Regions from separate parts of the Mus musculus genome. Here region 1 is linked to region 2. Evidence: chromatin loops called from intact Hi-C (ENCODE). Cell type or tissue: heart. All regions are shown on one strand.

Region 1 (4,000 bases), 65 kb after region 2:
GGTAATATGGTGGCTCATCCCTTTAATTCTAGCACTCAGGAGGCAGAGGCAATCGGATTTCTGAGTTCAAGGCCAGCCTGGTCTACAGAGCAAGTTCTAGGACAGCCAGGGATACATAGAGAAACCCTGTTTGAAAACACCAAAACAAACTAACAAACAAAACTCCCCAAAACAATGTCTCTCAGGGTAAGGCACAGTTTAAACAACCACTGTTGGACATAATATGGAGTAACTTAGGCTCAGCAGTAATTCTAAAGTTATTATGGTTTGAATGACAGGCAGCCCCAAACCACAGTCTTCCTGCACACCACCAGGTCTTCAAAGCATCCCCTACATAAGCCAATGACTCTATCATCTATCTATTGAATGCCTAGAGCTAAACACTCACCTGTAACACAGCAAGGGTTCACTAAATGACCTCAAACCTGAGTGCTCTTCACATCTCAAGATTTCTTAACTGGGTGAATAAGGTCCTCTTATCTAGTCTTCCTGCCCCATCTTGCTTCATTCTTTACATTGCAACCATACCATCCTTACAAAGAACAAATAAGCCTTGAGCTATCTCTGTCCTTGTGAGACCTATCCTGGCTTTCTCTTGATGCAAAGTTCTTGACAACCCTGGCTTCACAAATTTATTTTCTCATGGGTAAAAATCTTCAAATGTGTCCCCCAATCTGGTGCTGCAAACTACTGCTTTTTCTTAAAAATTCAGTGGCAATACCATTGTTTCCAGAAAGCACTCTCTGATAACCTCATTCTGATAGCAATGACCTTGTCTTTAACTCAAGTATTTCCTGTGTTTCTCTACTCACAGTTGTAAATGTGTCTTTGTCACTGAGTCATGTACTCTTAGGAAAACAATGACTTATCCCATCAGAATTCTAAGCACCAGACACCAGGCACCAAGCACCAGGCACCAGGCACAGAACAGAGGCACTTTGGGCCTGGGGCTATAGCTCAGTTAGTAGGATGTTTGCCTTGCATACACAAAGCCCTGGATTCCATCCCCACCACCCCAGGAACTCAAACAGAAATGGTGTAATAGCACATACCTGGAATGCCAGCATAAGGAAGACCAAAAATTCAAGATCATTCAAGATCATTCCACACCAGCCTGGGATATATGAGATATTGGGGGAGAAGCCCAAGATAGATTTAAGGAGGAGGAACAGTTTGTACAAAGCGATTGTGCTTGATAGAATTAGCAGACAAACACTAAGCAGCAAAGGATGTCATGATACCATAAAGAGGACAGGAAATTTTCTCTGGAAAGGACTAGATAGACATATTTTAGGCTTTCAAATCAAGGAGTGAAATCAAGAATAGCCACTTGGGCACCTTGTTTAATTGTTCAGCTTGCAACTGACATTAGATATCAGAGCCATTCTTCGCTGTGGTTTTGGAGGGCCAAATTTGGGTACTGGCCTGTAGTTTGTCAGCCTTTGTCCCAGAAGATAAACAGACACGGCCCACTGGGCAGGAAGAAGCAGTGGCCTGGCCATGTAGAGCACAAATAATGAGGGGGAAGGTCCAGATCCAATGCTGTAACTGCTGATGAGTCAACAGAGTGAAGCAGAGGTAACTGAATCTTAGGAAAGCTCAACTAGCCAACACACAGAAGGGGCCTTTGATTCATTTGAGCAAGTAAAACACCATCCATGCAGTTACCAGCTTCCCACCCCCAACACGTGGCATCGTAAATCCATTCCAAATCCACCTTTTTCCCAAGGGCAGGACTCCTGGAGAGACCCAGAGCTACGGACTCTAAGATCTGTTCCGTCTTTGTACAGCAATCAGGGGCCTTGGATTCTAGGGACTCTCCCAGCAGACACATTCCTTATCTTTTCCAAGGACAATGGAAAGGTCATGTGCGAGCAGTGGAGCAGAGGCCATGAGGAACCTTTGCTGTTGACCCGCAGATTCTGTTCTACCTGGGTCTCCCAGTGACAATGGTTATTTATCTGACCTTTATTTCCACATCAGCCCACCTCCCACACATACTTCCAAAACAGGTCTCAAATCATTCTGGAGATAAGCCAAGCCTGCCTGAAAGAGGAAGTAAGCCTGGCCCAGTCAGTGTGCCAGGACTCTACAGATAGCAAAACAAAGAGGACAAAGGCTGATGAAATTACCCCAGACAAGGAAAGCAGGATATATCTCCTCTTTGAGAGAATGGCTCAGACTAAGACAGTAAGGTGCTCAGACTAAGACAGTAAGGTCTGAGAGTAAAATAGGCAACTGAGTCAGAAGGCTTTCTGGAATGAATGGAAGAATTTTAGTAGCTAAATCATAAAAGCAATGACTTGTGTTTTCCAAATATCAACCCGGGGGCTTCTTTTGACTTAGTGGGGGCCTCTCAAGAATGCTCGCCGGGCAGTGATGGCACACACCTTTAATCTCAGCACTTGGGAGGCAGAGGCAGGCAGATTTCTGAGTTTGAGCCCAGCCTGGTCTACAGAATGAGTTCCAGGACAGCCATGGCTACACAGAAACCCTGTCTCAAAAAACCAAAACAAACAACAACAACAAAAATGATTTGCTCAACACTAATCTCTGCAAAGCCACACCCATCCTATTTCAAACTGAACTTTACTCTACTTTGCAGGAGAGCAACCTTGAACCTGACTGATGGCTAAGATGGTGGCTGTCAGTTTACTGCTGGCATGATGACCATATATTTGTAAGCAACTTTCTAAAGGAGAAAATGGTTTCTGGAGCTGGTGGAAGACCCAGTCTGTTTATGCCTTGCTACAGGGAGAGACAAACTAGTTGTTTAAATGTTCAGTGTCCCTTATAATAGCTCTGCCTCACTTAAAAGCTCAGCATCCAGCCATTGTCCTCAGCCTGCTTTCAGCAGGTCATTTTTCCAGGGCCATTCTCCCAGATGACAACAAGTTCTGAAAGTAGTTCCCAGAGAAGATCATAAATGATCAGGAATGTCCAAGTCCCATAAACCACTGTAAGTAGATCTTGGACACTGACCCTCAGGTTCCCTAGATGTGACAGCTGTCCAGTGTGTCAGTCCCTCTTGCAGTACAGCCCTTGGCTTCTGCTTGGCAGACTCATCCATGGTAAGCTGTTCTCTTAAGGCAGTTCCCTCAGGTCAGATTTCATGACAATAGACTATTTCATTTAACCACCATGACTCCCTGGGCCACTTGCTTCCTGCATCTGAGGGTCCAAGTATCTTTCCTGTGTGCCCCCCCCCCTACTATACACAGGACCACTTCCCCTCAAGGTGCTCCAGTGATCGCAGCATGAGTGAGAATCATAAATGCAAACTCTCCTGGATGAGGGCCCTGATGGTCCAGTCAGGACAAAGTGGCCCATTTTGAGAGAAGTCTAATTCAGTTTTGCAACATTGCCCTCCCTTAACTGAGTGCCATCCCTGTGAGCCCCGAGCTTCTAGACCTTGTGAGACAGAAATCTAGTCACTGCCTTAGGTGAACCTTCCAGCTAGTCCTCTTTCCCAACACATCAAACCATAAAGGCATCTCACGGTCTCTCTGTATGGGAAAGAAGCTAAACTTTTGCACTGGACACATTCACTCTAGAGTGGTAGAGGGAGTGACTCTCCACCAACATAATAGGTAGAGAGTCACGAGTTCCGTTTAACATTGGCCAAGGCTTGCTGCTGCACAGGCAATATCCAAGCACTTTACATTTACAAAGTTATCTAAGCCTCCCAAGAATAAGCCTAAGTTATGTGCTGGTTTTGTTCTCGGTTTGTATATGAGAAGAGTGAGGCACAGAGGGCCAGGGGTTGGCCTCATGGGTAGAGTACCTGCCTAGCATATACAAACTGTGTAGAATGCCAAATGTCTATATTTCCCAGTAGAGGTAGAAACATCAGGAACACAAAGAAATCCTTAGCTTCAGAGGAAGTTCAAGTCTAGCCTGTTCACCACCCCTAGTACCTCCCAAAAGTCAGGTGTACTGGATTTTGTGTCAGGTAGTGAGTGGGCGGTTGAACTGCTGGCTCCAGAAGCCTCTGATTCCT
Region 2 (4,000 bases):
TCCTGGAGATTTCCCCCGAGTTTTCCTCCAGCAACTTTTGTGGTTTTAGGACCTATGTTTCAATCTCTTACTGATTTGGAGTTGATTGTTTTTCCATCTGGGAGGTCAGGATCTAGTTTCTTTCTTCTGCCTGTGGTGCCTGATAGTGATATTGGCAACTTTCTCAAAGCTCAATTGACTGAGAGAGTGTTCCTATTCCATTGCTCCATGAAACTGATTCTAGGTTACTGTCAAGCTGTTTTGGTGACCTTGTCTTTCCTTAAGTATCTTAAAGTCACGGAATGGAGTGCCTCGAACTTCTTATCGTGTTCACTCTAGGTTGTTATGGCTATATGGGGTCTTTTCTAGTTACCTTGACGTTACAATGGAAAGCGAAGGGTAGATGTAACTCAGTGATAAAATTCTTGCCTGTGGTGTGAGAGGCCGTGGATTTTAAGAGTGCCAAAAACATTAATTAAATGGCATGGCATCCAAGACATGGACCTAATAAATAAGAGTTCTGACAAACTTAAAACCTATCTAAAGTAAGGTAAGAAGATAGATAATAAACCCACTGAAGGGTAAATCTCAGTCTTGTTGTTCCAGAGCAGATCTCTTAACACTACACACATCTTCAACCCCTTAGAGTGCTAACGTGTTCTTTTTTTAAAGAGACGCTAGTCATGAAATGCACTAGCCCTTGGGCTAGACTAAGGCCCCATGGCAGAATATCTAGCAGACCTGAGCAGGTCTTCCTGAGGCCATTTTCTTCTGTGGTTTTTTTTGTCCCTACCCTCCCACTGTGATAATCAAGGGATCTAGTTGGGTCCTTCAATCTCCAACTAACATAGAGAGCCAAGGCTTACAGCCAAAACGTGCTAACTTGTCAAAAGCTGCTTGCTGTGGTCAACCTGCAAGACTGCATAAAACAAAAGCCTCTCCTGTAGGTTGACTCAGGGCCATTTCTTATAAGGGAAATGCTTGTGATCTCAGAAGTATGCCTTATTTCTTTTCCTTCCTTCCTTCCTTCCTTCCTTCCTTCCTTCCTTCCTTCCTTCCTTCCTTCCTTCCTTCCTTCCTTCCTTCTTTCCTTCTTTTTTTTTTAACCTTTTAACAAATATGTTCTTCACAACAAATCCTTAACATCTCTTCACTGTTTTGGCTGTCCTCAGGGAGAGGGAGACAGGATGCTTCTGAGTGAGTCTACAAAAGCTTCTTTTTCTTCCTGGTACTCGGGCTCTGCTTGTCCCTCTTGATGAGATAAAAGATTCCTTCTTGGATATTTTGACTTTCTTCATGTCTAAGGCTACGCCTAGGCTATTTCTGAAGCCATCAGCATTCCAGAGCCCTCCATTTCCCAATGCTCTCCCCCAAAACAAATAAAACAAGCTTAGGCCATGAGAAAACACCGCGTCTGAAATATGTGAGGTAGCAAGCACATCTTCCTGCTTGTCCAGCTTGATCTCAGTCTATCCACTGGGCTTTCGGCTTCACACGAGATGGAATTAGGGCGAACAGCCTGGCTTCTACTTCCCTCTGAAAGTGTCATGTCTACATCCAGAGACCTAAACAAAAGAAGAAAAACTCCTCCTTGGGTAGACAAGTTGTGTATGAGGGACTGACTTGAGTACCTTGGGAATTGCAAGCTGAAACTGTCCCTTCCCTGTCACACATCCTTGCAAGAACGGTTCCCTTTGTCCTATCTCCTTCTCTTTGGAAACAACCTAGAATCAATCTTCCACCACCTCAGTAGATTGTTGCCAAGAAGACAGGGCCAACAATAGCCTGGGGTGTTTTTGCCAGACATCCTGGCTTCTGGCAGAGTGCACGAGGGGCTATTAGCTCAGCTCTCAGGCTGAGGGAGAGTGATTTGAGATGTGACAGGTAGACTGGCTTCTTCTGTGAGGATGAAGCTTAGCATGTGCCCTTGGAGACAATAGATGACCGGCTTCATGTTTCCTGAGGGCAGAGGATCAAGTACCAGCTCCATTCTCCTTGTGAATCATTTGGACGTTCATATAGACACCTTTGGTTGGGGAGTTCATGGCCTTCCTGTTCCCCAGTTCCTTCCCAGACATGAGAGCTGAGGACTGTACTCAGAATAGACACACAGCAAGATCAGCCTGGGAATTTCAGAGAGAAGCCACGCACGCACGAAGAAATTGAAAGGAACCCAAGCAGAACGCCGCCCACCCTGCCCCCTCTCATTATGCAACTAGGAGGAGTCAGGAAGGCATTCTGTTGATTTCTTGCCCAAGATAATCCCTGCTAAGGAATTAATGCGCAGACCAGATGGCGCTGTGTCATTTCCAGTGAAAAGAATCAAGGAAGATAGTCTGTGCAATTATTTTTAATGGCTTGTGTGGTGATCTTCTTAATTTGTGAGAGAATGCCTTGTCTTTTGTGAGAACTGGCCCTGTTCACGTAGCTTTCTTGTGAAGTGGATGAAGGCATCCCAGAGTCCTAGCTAATGTCTGGAAGATTTCATGAAATATGGGGCATTTCAATCAGAAGTTGTCTTCCTGTGACGTCTAATCTGCTGAGGGGCCCACGGTAATCAGAGATGAAAATGATCACGTTTCCCCAAGCTCCACCCTTTTTTCAGAACTGTGTAGTCTGCTACTTACTATCCGTGTGAAGACTTGGCCCTCAGTGGGCTAATGAAAGACATCTGGGCTTAGGACTAAGGACAGCACAAAGGCCACGTAAACCCTCATCTTTGAGCTTGCCAGGAGGTGTGGCTTATAAACAATTCGCTAGCCAATCCATGTGTATAAGGCCCCTCACATGTGGCAGCATCACAGGAGTGAAGAAAACAGCTAGACCAATATTTGCTGTGTACACCAGACCCATTCAGAAATGTCTGCGTATCCCAGTACTTGTGAATATCACCGGTTGAGAAATAAATACTGGGCGGTTGGCCAGGATCTGTCAGTGGCTGGGGACATGCTTGCTTTTCTTATCATTAGTTATTATTACATGTGTTTATTTATCGTATGTGTGAGAGAGTTGTACACGTGGAGGTCCAAGCACAATTTGCAGGAGTTGGTGGTTTTTGTCTCCCACTATGTGGGCTCCAGGGATCAAACTCCGGTCATGGAGCCTGGGAGCAGGCAACATTAATCTACTGAGACATCTCAATGTCCCAGACATGCTTTTATATAAGCTCCCGGCGGCCCAACCTCAGCGTTGCTTAGGGTACCACCCAGGAGGGTCTCTGCAGGGCTCCTATCCATCCGACAAAGGAGGTACACATGTTGTGATGCTTTGGCCTAACTTGAAATACGAAGAAGTCCTGTGGCCTACTCTGTAGAACCAGGTTGGGCGCTTTCTGTGGTCTATTTTCTTCTTAGTGAGCAGATAGCCCTGTTTCAAATTCACACTGAGTAGCTGCCGAGCTGTCAAGCCCTTGGTCAGACCCTGCAGAAGGGATGAGTTAATTAGAAAAGAGATGTAAAGGGTCTTAGAGTAAGCCAAGGAGCCTTTTCTGGCCAGAAGGAACCTGGGTTGTTGATGATAGCAGAAGTTGCATAAATAAGGAGACTTGTTGCATAATAAGTGACTGAAGCAGGACAGCTCCTATTCAGCTCTACTCTGGAAGTGTCCTTCAGAGAAGCCCAGAGTCAGTGGGGAGTCTGGCAGTACCTGCCAATGGCTTCCGGTTTAGCTTCCCAGGTAAGTCGGGAAATATTTTCCAGTGAATGCTGACTGATCCTCTCTAGATTTCCAGAAACACAAAGGAAATGCTGGTCTTTTCTCTCTGTTTGCAGAGCTGATGAGATTTGCAGACCGGGGGCCTGGTGTGAACACAGAGAAGCGATTTCCATGTGAATTCTGTGGACGGGCGTTCTCACAGGGCTCTGAGTGGGAAAGACACGTGTTGAGACACGGCATGTAAGTTGGGCACCAAGAAGACCTTTGTCCCAAGCGAGAGGGTGGGAGGAAGGCAAGAGTCCCCTAATAGTACAAAGAGCTCCTACCCCCACCACCTGGTATCACCTTACTGAGCATGGAGGGCAGG

The links. A loop is a pair of places that touch in the nucleus more often than their neighbours do. Peaks named below come from ENCODE experiments on the same cell type or tissue, not always from the same donor. Only the 100,000 strongest peaks of a DNase experiment are listed, where the experiment ranks them.
Region 1: it touches region 2 in a loop (2.2-fold over the local background); 1 of 42 quality-filtered maps calls a loop at or near these places.

Annotation. Positions count from the first base shown.
Region 1 is chr4:55,140,590-55,144,589 of GRCm38, forward strand. No RefSeq gene overlaps it. Among named protein-coding and RNA genes, the nearest start is that of Gm12514, 3.4 kb to the left of the region's middle. In heart, no CTCF peak of the experiment used is centred here; a DNase peak (open chromatin) is centred at 1,932; H3K27ac peaks cover 1,026 bases.
Region 2 is chr4:55,075,515-55,079,514 of GRCm38, forward strand. Zfp462 (zinc finger protein 462) reads left to right here. Exons shown (of 13, transcript NM_172867.3): 12 at 3,750-3,873. Among named protein-coding and RNA genes, the nearest start is that of Gm42289, 8.4 kb to the left of the region's middle. In heart, no CTCF peak of the experiment used is centred here; DNase peaks (open chromatin) are centred at 1,797, 2,107 and 2,627; H3K27ac peaks cover 386 bases.